Regions from separate parts of the Homo sapiens genome. Here region 2 is linked to region 1. A link is a loop called in an ENCODE intact Hi-C map of the cell type or tissue named here. Cell type or tissue: PC-9. All regions are shown on one strand.

What was found. Hi-C counts contacts between places; a loop is a spot of excess contacts. Peaks named below come from ENCODE experiments on the same cell type or tissue, not always from the same donor. Only the 100,000 strongest peaks of a DNase experiment are listed, where the experiment ranks them.
Region 2: a loop joins it to region 1, with 6 times the contacts of the local background. A loop is called at or near these places in 3 of 110 quality-filtered maps.

What each region holds. Positions count from the first base shown.
Region 1 is chr18:58,318,210-58,326,209 of GRCh38, forward strand. NEDD4L (NEDD4 like E3 ubiquitin protein ligase) reads left to right here. Exons shown (of 31, transcript NM_001144967.3): 7 at 4,216-4,277; 8 at 5,023-5,125; 9 at 6,787-6,953. Among named protein-coding and RNA genes, the nearest start is that of MIR122HG, 120 kb to the right of the region's middle. In PC-9, a CTCF peak has its summit at 4,046 (motif pointing left); a DNase peak (open chromatin) is centred at 3,962; H3K27ac peaks cover 857 bases.
Region 2 is chr18:57,611,897-57,619,896 of GRCh38, forward strand. NARS1 (asparaginyl-tRNA synthetase 1) reads right to left here. Exons shown (of 14, transcript NM_004539.4): 3 at 3,921-4,079; 4 at 3,745-3,834; 5 at 1,706-1,784. Among named protein-coding and RNA genes, the nearest start is that of NARS1, 5.9 kb to the right of the region's middle. In PC-9, no CTCF peak of the experiment used is centred here; no DNase peak of the experiment used is centred here.

The DNA.
Region 1 (8,000 bases):
GATTATTAACAGTCTGTAGATTCAAAATTTGTCAAAACCACCAAGCTTTAGATAAAAGGAAATAGACCAGGCACAGTGGCTCATGCCTGTAACCCCAGCACTTTTGGAGGCCGAGGCAGGAGGATCGCTTGAGTCCAGGAGTTAAAGACCAGCCTTGGCAACATGGCAAGACCCTGTCTCTATAGAGAAACTTAAAGATTAACCCAGCATGGTGGCACATGCCTGTTGCCTCAACTGTTTAGAAGGCTGAGGTGGGAGGATCGCTTGAGCATGGGAGGTCATTACTACGCTGAGCCGTGGTTGTACCACTGCGCTCCAGCCTTGGAGACAGAGCAAGCTCTCCTTTTGCTTTTACATTCAGAGACCAAGAGCAAACTTAGCTGTAACTGTACCATCATTGACTTTTCAACTGCCGTTTTCACATTTGTCTGTTAAATTCAGTGCATCGTTGTCTAAAAATTCATATGATATTTGATAACTTGAATCTATTAATTATTTAGCGATAAAGAGAACTCTGAGATCTGTATTAACAGAGTGAGATTTCTGGCAGGTGTCTGCCTGTTGCACCTTCCTCTTGACTTGTCAGCTCTGTCTCCCCTTCCCCTGGAGCCCTCAGTAACCCACCTTTGCCCAGCCACAAAATCTCTTCGTCCCTGGGAAAGGCAGTGGGGCAGAGAGAGCTATTTTAAAACATTAAGTTTTCCTAAATCCCAGTCATGTGCCACTTAAGACAACCATGGCTGACTCTGGAATTTAAATTTTCCTAGATGAGGCATTTTCAGGGTGGTGGTATTATTTGATGCCCTGCCTGTACTTGGAGGTAGCTCAGCTGACCAACATCCTTTTACCCCTTTTGTGTTTATGGCTGATGGCTGGTAGCAGGTAGCAGGCTGATGGTTCCCTCTCATGAGTGCAGAATTCAAAATCATGGAGTTTGGAGGGACTTCAGAGACACTGATTCACTCCCAGTATTTTCCAGGTGAAAAAGCCTGGGCCCAGAGAGGGAGGGGACTTGCCCAGCAATAAGCAGGTCATTGGTGGTGCTGGATCTGACCCTGGCTCTCCAGCATCATTGTGAGCCTGTGATGTGGTCAAGGGTGTGGGCATGGGGTGGATTCGCCCAAGGCTTAGGTGCTTGCAGTGGTTGCATACAAGTTTCGAGTCTAGGGACCCAGCAGGGCCCTCTCCTTCCATTTGCCTGCAGAATCCTTTATCTCACTCTATTCCATAGTGAATGCACCTAGGCTGAAAGCAACTACTCTCTTTCAAGATGAAAGTACTGAGTATCCAGATTTTCTTCTGAATGCTTTTACCCTGGAACGGGGGCAGCATTGTGGCTATTGTGGCTAATAGCACTGTTTGCAGCAGTGTGTTTAAGATGGCTTTCCACCAGGAGCACCCTCAAAGCCATCCTGGGAGGCTCCACTCAGCTCTGCTCCAGGGAACAGGATCAGATTGGAACCTGGATGAATGCCAAGAAGAATCTTGTAGTTATCTATAAGATCATCTTCTAATTCAGGCTAGAGAATTTCAATGAACGTGAACTTTGATTTTAATGCCCTACCTGTTACTGCTTGGCATTGAGTTGGCAGTACTGACAAATGATATGAACGTGTAGAATTGGCCAATGAACATGGCTAGTGTTTGTTGAGTGTGCCAGGTGCCCTTGAGAACTTTATAGAAACCAACTCAGTTGATTGGTTTGATCCTCACAACAGCCCTGTAAGTTATGGTTACTGCCCCATTTTATAGATGAGGACACTGAGGCCAAGAGAGATAAGGAACTTGCCCTTAGCCACTTGGCTCTGTAAGTAACAAAGCCAGGATGCAAACCTAGGAGATCTGCCTTTTGACCTGTGTGATATCAGTCATTTAAGCTGCATAGGGTATGGACAGACTCAGGTTCAGAGTCCCTCTAAGCTCCGTGGTTTTCCCTCTTCACTCTCTTGCATGTTCTCTGCTGCTCCTAGATTGCTCATGCCCACTGGTGATCCTGTAGGCTTTGTCATACTGTTTGATTTCCTATGTTTAAACTGTCCTTTCTCCCTGTTCTCTACCTCTCAAAGCCTTCCCATCACCCTGTATTGTATTGAACTCCACATCCAAAACCATTTTGATTTCCAAGTCAGAGTCCGTCTGTTCCCTGTACCCCAAGTCTCACAGAATGTAACCTCTCTGTGTCAGTGAATTTGTTCTGCCTTAGCTTCTAGTGGATTGTTGACATGATGGCTCTTCCCTTGTAATTGTAACCATAAGGACTGCTATACCATGTTGTATCCACATGTCGTTGACATAATATTGCTCTCAAATTATTTGTTGGTTGGCAGGGCATGGTGGCTTATACCTGTAATCCCAGCACTTTGGGAGGCCAAGGCAGGAGGACGTCTTGAGCTCAGGAGTTTGAGACCAGCCTGGGCAACATAGGAAGACCCCCATGTCTATAAAAAATAAAAATATTAGCCAGGCATAGTGGCACACACCTGTGGTCCCAGCTACTTGGGAGGCTGAGGTGGGAGGATCACTTGAGCCCAGGAAGTTGAGGCTGCAGTGAGCTATGATTGTGCCCCTATACTCCAGCCTGGACAGCAGAAGACCCTGTCTCTAAATTAAATAAATAAATGTTGGTTTAATAAATGAAAAAAGGAAGGAAAACCAGCAATAGTTTTCTTAATAAATTATCCATTTATTTCCTTATATATATTTACAAACCTTTTGGTAGAAAATATTTTCAAAATGTATGTTTATTACTGCCTCATAAGAACAGTCTAGAAAATATAATTTACTTCATTCAATGATAGTGAATTTTGAGAGCCTCCATAGTTTACTACAGATCAGATGAATTGAGTGCTTACGTGAGTACCTACTTGGTGCCAGGCAATGTTCTTGGCACCGGTGATCCAATGGTGAGCAAATTCAAGTCTCTGTTCTCATGGGCTTACATTCTGGAAGTGATGGATAATAAACTAGTATGTCAACAAATGAACAGGTACTTTCAGAAAGTGATATGAGGAAGATACAGCAGGACGATAGGATGGGGGGTGATAAGGGTGGCTGATGGTGGGAACTCTAAAGGATGAGACCTGGGATCTCACACTTGGATGGCAAAGTGGAAACAGCCATGCCATCCAGAGTCAGCTGTCCAGCAGAGGGACCTGCCTGTGCATGGGCCCTACTGCAGTACATATAATCTGCATCCATGGCAGATGAGGACAGGATGGTTGGGAGTACAAGGAAGGAAGAGAGAGACTGGTTCCCAATGAGGTTAAAGTTGATTCAAGGCCAGATTATAGTTGGTCTTCTAAGTCATAGGAAAGAATTTTCAGTTTATTATGAGAGGAGTAGGAACCCATTGAGAGTTTAAAGCAGAGAATGACATAAACAGATAACATTTCAAATAGCAGTGCATACGTACATACATGTGTGTGCATGCACGCGCACACAAACCTGATACAGTAAATCACTGGACTGGTTTATCTCTTGCTATAAAAGTATTTGAAATTGTGTTTAATTGAAGGGTCTAGGTATTTGAGGTTTTACTGAATATATAGTATTTAAAGATTAATGAAATAGTCACACTTATTTATCCAATTTCCTGCTTTGGTAGGAACTTCACAATGAACTTCACACAATCAAATGAACACTGATTTCTTTAAAAATGAACAAATACTCCACTTGTACTCATAGCTTCATGAACTGAACCTCAGCAGAAGGTTGATCGGTGCTGCTTCCTGGGGTGATCTCTGTGCAGGAGATAGTCTTTCAATTCTCTTAGGCTGATGTTGTGAGATTTTAATACAAAAAACAAAGTTTCCCTCAAAGATTAAATCTTGTATATTCTTCTGTTTACTCCACCCATATGTGTCTCGAGTCACAGGCATATAGCAAGGCACTGGTGACCGCTGGTTCTCCGAAGTGAATCAGCTCTGTGAGACTGAGGCCACACCCTGCAGTTAGAAATTTTACTTGGCAATGACAGCTGTAATTTTGTCATTTGTCTGTGGCTGGGGCTGGCTCCTAAAACCCGGTGTGGATAGTGACATCTAGTGGATCTCTAGTAGATCAGTTCCGTGGACTGTCAGGTACCAAGTGAAGAAACACATTCAGCGGTGCCACATTCTAAAATTCAAAATATATTCTCTGTAATCCAGTTGCCTGTATCTAAAACATGAAATTATTAGGAATATTAAAATTTAATTTACTGTTTTTTCCCCACAGACAGAAGATCCAACCATGGAGCGACCCTATACATTTAAGGACTTTCTCCTCAGACCAAGAAGGTGAGGCTTGTGGGTATGGGTGGGTGGGGATGCCTGCCCTGCATGCTGTAGGTATAGGTGGGGATGCCTGCCCTGCGTGCTGTGGATATGGGTGGGTGGGGATGTCTGCCTTGCTTGCTGTGGTGTGGGTGGGTGGGGATGCCTGCCCTGCATGCTGTGGGGATGCCTGCCCTGCGTGCTGTGGGTATAGGTGGGGATGCCTGCCTTGCGTGCTGTGGATATGGGTGGGTGGGGATGCCTGCCTTGCATGCTGTGGGTGTAGGTGGGGATGCCTGCCTTGCGTGCTGTGGATATGGGTGGGTGGGGAGGCCTGCCTTGCATGCTGTGGGTATAGGTGGGGATGCCTGCCTTGCGTGCTGTGGATATGGGTGGGTGGGGATGCCTGCCCTGCGTGCCGTGGGTGTGGGTGGGTGGGGATGCCTGCCCTGCATGCTGTGGGTATGGGTGGGTGGGGATGCCTGCCCTGCGTGCCGTGGGTGTGGGTGGGTGGGGATGCCTGCCCTGCGTGCTGTGGGTATAGGTGGGGATGCCTGCCCTGTGTGCTGTGGGTATGGGTGGGTGGGGATGCCTGCCCTGTGTGCTGTGGGTATGGGTGGGTGGGGATGCCTGCCCTGTGTGCTGTGGGTATGGGTGGGTGGGGATGCCTGCCCTGCGTGCTGTGGTGGTTGGCTTTTGCTGAAGACGATTTTAAGTGTCCTTTGAAGTCACAACCCTTCTAACCAATTTTCTTCCATTATGTGTGCAGTCATAAGTCTCGAGTTAAGGGATTTTTGCGATTGAAAATGGCCTATATGCCAAAAAATGGAGGTCAAGATGAAGAAAACAGTGACCAGAGGGATGACATGGAGGTACGTGGAGGGCGTCAGGCCTCTCTCCTTGCCTTGAGATCATATTCATGTTTTGCTTTCAAACTTTATAATTGAAGGAAATAAAAGTTTAGAAAGCTTAAATATAAAAAAAAGTACATATGTCCGCAAATTGGTCATTGATAGTCTACCAGTGCAGTTATTTGTTTTGGTTAAAGATGAACTTTTTATGTTACAACACCAATCCTCGGAGAGATTTCTCTTTAGACAATGCCATGCCTATTCCCCAATTTTAGCCCCACAGCTCTGTGAAAGTCTCCTCACACATTGAATCCTATTATTGCTATGGACTTGCAACTCTTTGTAAATTCTTTTTAGCCATTGAGGTCGCTTCAAAGTGGGTGGAGGAATTTAGAAAATCACTTTTTTTTCAAGTTTCTTACTCATTTGGCCACAGGTGACAGCCTGCAGTAGAAAAACCCTCCTCTAGAAATGCCATTCTGCAACGAGCTGACCAGAGGAATGTCCCTTTTTTCCTTCCTGACAGAGCCGCCTGTATTTACCTTGTCACAGACTGATGCTGTGGGTCCTATCGTACCTTTTCAGCACACACCTCGGCCAGTGCTGTTTTGTTAGGCAAATTCTCATATTCTCAAAGTGTCCATTAAACGAGACCTCTCTAGGGCTTATTCTCACATCTGTTTGCAGCTGTTGCATATATGTGATATGTGAATAATGTGTGTGGAGAAGTTACCCGAACACTCCTCCGCCTGAGAGATCATATTTCCAGGCATTATTTCATTTACAAGCCTTCATCTCTCTATATACATGAAGAGGAATAATGTGGGTGATAGAAATTTATGAATGTTAACATTTCATAAGCATGTCAACAGATTTTCATCTCAAATCCAAGGAATTTTTTACACTCTTCTTGCCTTCCAACCGCAGTAACCAGTGAATTACTTAATTTTCCAGTGATTTTAGCAGAGGATGTTAGGAAGGGAATACGTAATGCCTAAAATACGTGCTGTAAAAATGGAACTCGAATTTTGGTACCATGAAACCCGTTGGTGTGGACACAGCCAGTGTAGAGGGCCTGAGTAGAAGGCAGCAGCTTCCAGACTCCTGGCTCCTGCGGTTGTTTGGGATGCAAAGAGGAGGCTTCTCTCTCAAAGCCCACCTCCCTGGGGAGCAACAGGACTCTGGGCCTCTGGTCCCCTGTGCCATGAGTTCTGTTAGAACACAGGTGCAGCGCAGCTCATCTTCCCTGCTCCCTTTACCTCATAGAGGTGTTGAAAAGATGGCAGCTGTACTGTGACGCACATCATTGGCAGGGCTTTGTACAGCCTTGGAGGCCCTCCAGTCAAAATAACAAACATGACGTATGGAAAGAGTATGATGTGACTTAAGTAGTGTCACCGACTGTGCAGATCCAAATTGTGTTGTCCTGCAATGTAGTCATCTTAGAGGGCAGCACAATTAATTGGCCATTACTCAGAAGATTTTTGAGGCCTTTCTAGAATTGATATATATATATTTTTTTGGCCTTCATTTGGGAATTTACTCAAATGTGGCCCCGAAGCCATGGCTAGAGCCAGAGAGCCCCAGAGCAAGGAGAAGGGCATGCAGGGCATGCTGTGATGACCTCTTACTCACAGCCGAAGAACCAACCTCATAATCGTCCCTTTAACTTTATTCCGCAGCATGGATGGGAAGTTGTTGACTCAAATGACTCGGCTTCTCAGCACCAAGAGGAACTTCCTCCTCCTCCTCTGCCTCCCGGGTGGGAAGAAAAAGTGGACAATTTAGGCCGAACTTACTATGTCAACCACAACAACCGGACCACTCAGTGGCACAGACCAAGCCTGATGTGAGTACCGTGTGATGGTCAGGAACACGTGCACGTGCACTGCACAGCTAGGGACAAATATGGCGGCCCTTTGGGACAAGGCTGGGAAATAAATCATATGTCTATAAGAGCAGATGGTGGTGTGGTACGAGATTCCTCTCCATTTACGTAAAGCATGCAAGAGCAGTCAGAACTTGTATATTGTAAGCGATTGCCTTTGAGTCACATGCTGCTGTTTTCAATATGAGCTGATTTATTTTCTATGTCTTCTTTTATGTCGATTCCTGAAATACAAAGCAGAGGTTGTTTTTCTTAGACTTATTTTACATTTGTTGATTATATTGTTTTCTTCTTCACCTTTCTCTCCCAACTGACCCAGAACAGAACCGGCAAGCAAATTGGCTTTGCAATTTTCTGTTTTCTCTAAGTTTTTGGATGTTTACTCTCTTCAATGCATTGATTTGGAAACCTCAAAAATTTTTTTTTCTTTAAGGAAATTTGAGCCCCTTAATATAATCAGAAACACATGGGAGAGTTGCAAAATCAGAATTAGTAATTACTGTGTATTTTAATCCCTCACCAGCCTCAGGGATGCAGTAAACCAATTCCTGTTTTGTTCCCTCAGCAATTTGTGGTTTGATTGATAGCAAATAAACACTGGTTAAAACTCATGGACTTTAAAAATGGTTTTGTAGCAGCTTGTTTTTAAATCATTTTATACAGCAAGATCTAAGTCTATTGATAATACATCGAAGGGCAAAAAGAAAGTCTTAAGGAAAAGGAATTTTATCCTAGAAATTATGAGCTGCCTAGCAGCCAAGACAAGGAGGAAATTATCAATGAACTATACAACTTTCAGTATGTAATAAAAGCAAGTCTACTGGGTAGTATAATTTTCTTGTCTACTCGAACTCTGAAAGAAAGTGGCTAATGATACATTTTAGACAACAAGCAGTATGAGGTATCATGTTCTTAAAAACCTTTTATCTTTAGAAATTGTAAAGATACTCCACATATGACTGTGGGTGGGGAGGGTGGCCAAGTTTTCTGGTCTAGGTTTTGTTTAAT
Region 2 (8,000 bases), 710 kb before region 1:
GGACTACAGGCACATGCCACCACACCTGGCTAATTATTTTGTAGTGACAAGGGTCTCACTGAGTTGCCCAGACTGGTCTCAAGCTCCTGGGCTCAAGCAATCCTCCTACCTCAGCCTCCCAAAGCGCTGATATTACAGGTGTGAGCCACTGCACCCAGCCATGACTTAATCTTATCTAAAGGAAACTCCAAGGTTAAACATTCAAGTTCAGACCTCCCACATGGCTCCCTGCCCCTGAAGTACCCACTGGTAATACCACTACTCAGTATTTGTAAAATATTTTATTTTCAATGTATTGGACTTTCAAATCCTACATGATCCCCAAGATCCACACAACCAGGGGAAAGCAGGACAGAAGGCAACATGAGTTAAGGGATTATGCCTTATCTACCCTTGAGTCCCCTGCAATGCCTGGGGTAGTACTGTGCACTCGGTGATACATAAATGTTCTTGAACAAAATCACTTTTTCTTATTTATGTCCTAAAGGTCCAATTACTGAAATCCGCTTAAAACATTTCATTTGTATTTTTGTCCCCTCCACCGTCGCTTTTTTTTCAGATGGAGTTTCACTTTTGTCGCCCAGGCTAGAGTGCAATGGCATGATCTCGGCTCACTGCAACCTCTGCCTCCCAGGTTCAAGTGCTTCTCCTGCCTCAGCCTCTAGAGTAGCTGGGATTACAGGTGCTCACAACCACACCCAGCTAATTTTTGTATTTTTATTAGAGAAGAGGTTTCACCATGTTGGCCAGGCTGGTCTTGAACTCCTGACCTCAGGCGATCCACCCGCCTTGGCCTCCCGAAGTACTGGGATTATAGGCGTGAGCCACCGCACCTGGCCTGTCCCACTTTTCAATGAAAGATTTGCTAATCCCTTACAATAAATAGTAAAAGTGACATGTTTATATATTATAAAATATATAATAAAAGGGGAAAGAGGAAACAAAATGTCAGAACCAAGGGAGAATGCAAATATACTGTTTATAAGAGTCAAAACTATGGCCAAGTTTCAGACTCAGATGTCAACCTCCTATAGTAACATCCCTTGATTTTCACTAAATAATTAAAACTCAACTTGACAAATATTTACTGGACGCATCTTCATCACTATAATTGCTAACCATTAAAAGAGCATTTAAAAATTTTTATACTTTCAATAGTCATTTTAAACAAGAACAAATTTAAGATATAAATCACTCTATCCTTTAAAGCCAGGTGAGGTGCTATGTGCCTGTAATCCCAGCTGCTCAGGAGGCTGAGGCAGGAGGATGGCTGGGGGGAGTTCAAGTCTAGCCAGCATACCAAAAAAAAAAAGAGGGCCGGGCGCAGCGGCTCATACCTGTAATCCCAGCACTTTGGGAGGCCAAGACAGTGGATCACCTGAGGCCAGGAGTTCCAGAGCAGACGGGCCAACATGGTGAAACACCGTCTCTACTAAAATTACAAAAATCAGCCAGGTGTGGTGGCAGGTACCTGTGATAACAGCTACTCAGGAGGCTGAGGCAGGAGAATTGCTTGAACCTGAGAGGCGGAGGTTGCAGTGAGCCGAGATAGCACCACTGCACTCCAGCCTGGGCAACAAAGTGAGACTGTGTCTAAGAAAAAAAGGGGGAGAGAAAAAAACCCCTGCAAATCTTTGTATGTTTTTCTTCATCTAAGAGCAGGGATATTTAAACATTAAAAAGAAGGAAAAGCTTTGCCATTTACCTTGCCTGCGCAGCCTGTGGACCCAGCCAAACACCTTTACTCTTTGGCCTCTATATCCTTCTAACGCACCAATCTTCACCTGTCAAATTGAAATAAACAACATTTGTTCAATAATGTCATTTATACACACCAACTTTTTCACTAATATTAGGCAGACGGTAGTAAGTGTTAAAAATCACAAATGGTGCAAAACTGGAGACAGCCCCTCTACTGCAGCTCAGAACCAAACGCATTTCACTGTATTGGCATGGTTTAAAACAAAACAAAAAAAAATCCAAGTCTTCTTTCTTAATGTAAAACTGATAATGAGAAACACCCAGAAGAATTTCAGATATTGCTAGATAAAATTAATTAATAAATGAATTCCTTTGTCATAAGTGGAGCACTTGCTTCCCACAACAGCAACAATCCCAGTCCACATGAAGCCTTTTCCATGACCCCACAGTTCTTCAATACCTTCCAGAACATGGTACTTAAAAGGCTAGCTTTTGTTTGGGGGATGAAGGAGAGAGGAGATGAGTAGAGGAAGGGGCTGTTGCATGTGGCCAAAAAACCCCAGCTCCATCACTAAGGAAATAATACAAAAATTCATCAGCAATAAGAACTACTGGAAATCTGGCTGGGCGTGGTGGCTCAAGCCTGTAATCCCAGCACTTTGGGAGGCTAAGGAGGGCAGATCACCTGAGGTCAGGAGTTTGAGACTAGTCTGGCCAACACGGTGAAACCCCATCTCTACTAAAAATACAAAAATTAGCCAGGCGTGGTGGCAGGCACCTGTAATCCCAGCTACTTGGGAGTCTGAGGCAGGAGGATCACTTGAACCCGGGAGGCGGAGGTTGCAATGAGCTGAGATCTCCCCACTGCACTCCAGCCTGGGTGACAAGAGTGAAACTCTGTCTCATAAATAAATAAATAATAAAATAAAATAAGAACTACTGGAAATCAAACCATTTTCATTCATAGTCCAGCAATCTATTTGGGTTCCAGAAAGAACAGAAGAAGAGTGAATCTAATTTCACAATTCACAAACTTTTACTCTATTTAAATAAAACATGAAAATCATAGATTTCAACCTCTTCATTTTATAAGCAAACTGACACTAGAGAGGGTTAAATCACTTGACCAACATCATGAAGCGTAGCCAGGCCTGGGTCCCCCATCTGCTGGCATTCAGTTGGGACAGAATTCATTCAACATGCATTTACTTAACTGTGTAATAAAATGAACCCCTAAAGAACTAGCCTCATAACTCTAAAACATTATTTCTCTATGTCCCTTCTGAAAGGAAAGTAGGCCAGGCATGGTGGCTCACGCCTGTATTCCCAGCACTTTGGGAGGCTGAGGTGGGAGGATCCCTTGAGCCCAGGAGTTTGAAACCAGCCCGGGCAATATGGGAGACTGTTTCTACAAAAATTAAAAATAAATAAAAGTTAGCCAGGTGTGGTGGTGCATGCCTGTGGTCCCCCCTACTTGGGAGGATCGTTAGAGCCCAGGAGGCAGAGGTTGCAGTGAGCAGAAACTGCACCACTGCACTCCAGCCTGAGCAACAGAGCAAGACCCTGTCTCAAAATAAATAAATTAAAATTTAAAATTAAGAAATAAAAAATAAAAGGAAAGTAGGCCGGGCGCAGTGGCTCACGCCTGTAATCCCAGCACTTTGGGAGGTCGAGGTGGGCAGATCACGAGATCGGGAGATCAAGACCATCCTGGCTAACACGGTGAAACCCCGTCTCTACCAAAAATACAAAACATTAGCCGGGCGTGGTGGCGGGCGCCTGTAGTCCCAGCTACTCGGGAGGCTGAGGCAGGAGAATGGCGTGAACCCGGGAGGCGGAGCTTGCAGTGAGCTGAGATTGAACCACTGCACTCCAGCCTGGGCGACAGAGCAAGACTCCGTCTCAAAAATAAATAAATAAATAAATAAATGGAAAGTAAAAACAAAATGTAAAGGAACAAACCATGTGACATGCCCCTCATACACAGAAATAATGATCTGATGTAGCCAAGTCCACGGTATTTGAAAAGATAAACAAACTTACACATTTTGGCTCTGGGAGACTTGGATCATTTTTAATGGTAATCTTCTTTGCTTCTTCCAGGTTCTTTTCTCTTCGTAAACTATCTTCTGCCTAATTTTAATGATGAAGCAGTTTGTTAACATGGTTGCCAGAGTTCTAACTTTAACAACGTTCACGATGGCAAGGTCAGGACTCACCTCTTTCTTTTCCCGGGATTCACTCTTCATTTGTTCCCTATGCCACATCTTTTTAATGTTCTTCAACTGTGATTTAGAAATAACATTCCACCTCTCATTTTCTTTTTGTGAATCTACGTAAATGGTAGGAAATGGTTCTTTCCCTACTGTCATCAAAGCCTTGGGTAGGGAGGAGAGAAAAGACAGTTCTTGAACATTGTACAATACTTAAAATCAAAATAACATCTCAAGTATAAGGCAACTGGAACAATCTAAGCATAAAGACCCCAACAGCCAAAAGCTGATATTGGCACAGTGACTGGTTGAACATTTAAGAAGCACACTGGTTGGCTGGGCGCGGTGGCTCACGCCTGTAATCCCAGCACTTTGGAAGGCCGAGGTGGGTGAGGTCAGGAGATCGAGACCATCCTGGCTAACATGGTGAAACCCCGTCTCTACTAAAAATACAAAAAAATTAGCCAGGTGTGGTGGCAGGCACCTGTAGTCCCAGCTACTCGGGAGGCTGAGGCAGGAGAATGGCGTGAACCTGGGAGGCGGAGCTTGCAGTGAGCCAAGATCGTGCCACTGCACTCCAGCCTGGGCAACAGAGCGAGACTCTGTCTCAAGAGAAAAAAAAAAAAAAAAAGAAGCACACTGGTTAAAGCTGAAGCTCTGAGGTCCTCTCACAAACAATTACAGCAAGTTCGGGTATACACGATACAGTTCCCCAGGAAAAGCAGACTATAAGCAACAGATCTTAAGTGGCTGTAGCAACCAGCACAGGTACAAGGACAACAGAAGAGACACCTGACAGCAAAACTCAACTGCAAGTGACATCTAAAAGGTTAGTTCTCTGTGAGAAATCAGAGAAGTGTCAGACATTTTTGAAACTTTCAACAAAACAATGGTTAAGAACACAAAAAGCGGCCGGGTGCAGTGGCTCAGGCCTGTAATCCCAGCATTCTGGGGGGCCGAGGAGGGAGGATCACCAGGTCAGGAGATCGAGACCATCCTGGCTAACACAGTGAAACCCTGTCTCTACTAAAAATACAAAAAATTAGCCGGGTGTGGTGGCGGGCGCCTGTAGAGCTTGCAGTGAGCTGAGATGGCACCACTGCACTCCAGCCTGGGCGACAGAGAGAGACTCTGTCTCAAAAAAAAAAAAAAAAAAAAAAAAAAAAGAGCACAAAAAGCTAAACTCATTTAATCTGAAAAACTCCCCCATGTAGAATACCTCTTTTCCCCAATGGGACATATCAAGCATTGCTGTGTTATATATCATTTGATAAAATGTATTGTTTGTAGTTTTTAAAAAATAGTTCAAAGTACATAAAAGATGAATATTTTAAAGCCTCAAATAATCTTTCAAAATCTCTTCCAAGTTATTGAATCAAACAAGAAATGCAGTGAATTATTCTCTGTTGCAAGATCTGCAGCCTGCAAAAACGGACTTTTTCTCAGTTCTACGACTGCTGCAGAGAAGGAGGGAATCTGAGGCCGGGCATGGTGGCTCACACCTGTAATCCCAGCACTTTGTGAGGCCGAGGTGGGCGGATCACGAGGTCAGGAGATCGAGACCATCCTGGCTAACATGGTGAAACCCCGTCTCCGCTAAAAATACAAAAAATTAGCCGGGTGTGGTGGCGGGCACCTGTAGTCCCAGCTACTCAGGAGGCTGAGGCAGGAGAATGGCGTGAACCTGGGAGGCGGAGCTTGCAGTGAGCCGAGATCGCACCACTGCACTCCAGCCTGGGTGACAAGAGCAAGACTCCGTCTCAAAAAAAAAAAAAAAAAAAAAATAGAGAAGGAAGGAATCTGGATCTTTTGAAAACATTCAAGGGCTGGGCGTGGTGGCTCACGCCTATAATCCTAGCACTTTGGGAGGCCGAGGTGGGCGGATCATGAGGTCAGGAGTTCGAGACCAGCCTGGCCAATATGATGAAACCCTGTCTCTACTAAAAATACAAAAATTGGCCAGGTGTGGTGGCACACGCCTGTGGTCCCAGCTACTCGGGAGGCTGAGGCAGAAGAATCTCTTGAATCCGGGAGGCAGAGGTTGCAGTGAGCTGAGATTGCACCACTGCACTCCAGCCTGGGTGACAGTGTGAGACTCCTTTTCAAAAAAAAAAAAAAGAAAAAAAAGAAAACATTCAATAGTTCATCCTTTTAACAACTAGACATTGTAAGAATACATGTAGGGGCCAGGCGCAGTGGCACACGCCTGTAATCCCAGCACTTTAGGAGGCCGAGGTGAGTGGATCACCTGAGCTCAAGAGTTCGAGACCAGCCTGGCCAACACGGTGAAACACCATCTCTACTAGAAATAAAAAAAAAAAAAAGAAATTAGCCAGGCATGGTGGCGAGTGCCTATAATCCCAGCTACTCAGGACGCTGAGGCAGGGAGAATTGCTTGAACCCAGAAGGCAGAGGTTGCAGTGAGCCGAGATCATGCCACTGCACTCCAGCCTGGGCAACAAGAACAAAACTCTGTCTCAAAAAAAAAAAAAAAAAGATAGCCATTGATGAAAATGCAAAACCAAGAGAGAAGGTCCCATGAATACATGTAGGTCGTTCGGAATTCACTTATTACCCGACAATCTGTACTGATCCCTCCTTTTGTATCATTGAAATTGAAAGAGCCAAACTATCAGTTCCCAAATCAGAATGCTACACTTTTGTTAACAGTGACATTCTGTTGTTAACAGTGACATTCTGCAAACGTTCATCTAAACGGTGTTGTCAGTTTTCAGGAGCTGCAAAACGAGGCACCCGATAATCCAGAAATGAAAGATTTCCCCTTAAGAGTGGTTAAAAAGTAAAACCCAGCCAGGAGTGGCGGCTCACACCTGTAGCCCCAGCACTTTGGGAGGCCAAGGCAGCAGGATTGCTTAAGCCCAGGAGTTTAAGACCAGCCTGGGAAACATAATGAGATCTCGTATCTACAAATAAGAAACAAATTAACCGCGTGTGGTGACATGCCCCTGTGGTCCGAGCTACTTGGAAGGCTGAGGTGGGAGGATCCCTTAAGCCCAGGAGGTTGAAGCTGCAGTGAGCCATGAATGCGCTACTGCACTCCAGCCTGGGCAACAAATTAAGATCCTGTCTCAGAAAAATAAATAAATAAGTTAAATTAAAAACAAGTACCCATGTATGACACACCAAAGTTTATAACCATATGGTATGACCTAAAAGAGAGGAGAATGCTCCCAGATTAGGACTTGATAGTAACTATAAATGTTGTAACACAGTTAACAAAAAAAGGGGATGCACAGAAAAAGGAGTGTCAAGGCACTGCTTTTCCTAATACAGTTCAAAGAAGGAACTTTTTTGTTGTTGTCGTCCAGGCTGCAGAGCAGTGATGCAATCACGGCTCACTGCAGCCTCAACCTCCTGGGCTCAAGTAATCCCCCTATCTCAGTCTCCCGAGTAGCTGGGGCCACAGGTGCATACCATACCACCATGCCTGGCTAATTTTTTTTTTTTTTTTTTTTTGGTAGTTGGCTGAGTGTGATGGCTCACTCCTATAAACCCAGCACTTTGGGAGGGTTAATATCCTGTCTCTATTTATTTTTTAAATTAAATTTATTAAAAAATTTTTAAGAAGTTAAATTTTTTGTAGAGATGAGGGTCTTATCATGTTGCCCAGGCTGTTCTCAAACTCCTGGGCTCAAGCAGTCCTCCAGCCTCAGCCTCCCAAAGTGCTGGGATTACAAACGTGAGGCACCAAAGCCCAGACCCAAGGAAGGAACTTTTAACCATCTTCCTTATGTGGCAGTTATAGCCAATGGATTCTAGCATATGAGTTCAACAGCTAAGTCCATGGTCTATTTTAAGAAGGTTGTCTTAGGCCACACTTTACTCTGATATAATCAACTACCTAACACCCATGTTGTGAGTCCAAGCCCTTTTTTTGTTTTTTCTTCTGAGACAGGGTCTCAGGCTAGAGTGCAGTGGCGCAATGGTGGCTCACTGCAACCTCCACCTTCCAGGCTAAAGAAATCCTCACCTCAGTCTCCGGAGTAGCTGGGACCACAGGCACGCACCACCATGCTGGGCTAATTTTTATGTTTTTTGTAGAGCCAGGATTTCACCAAGTTGCCC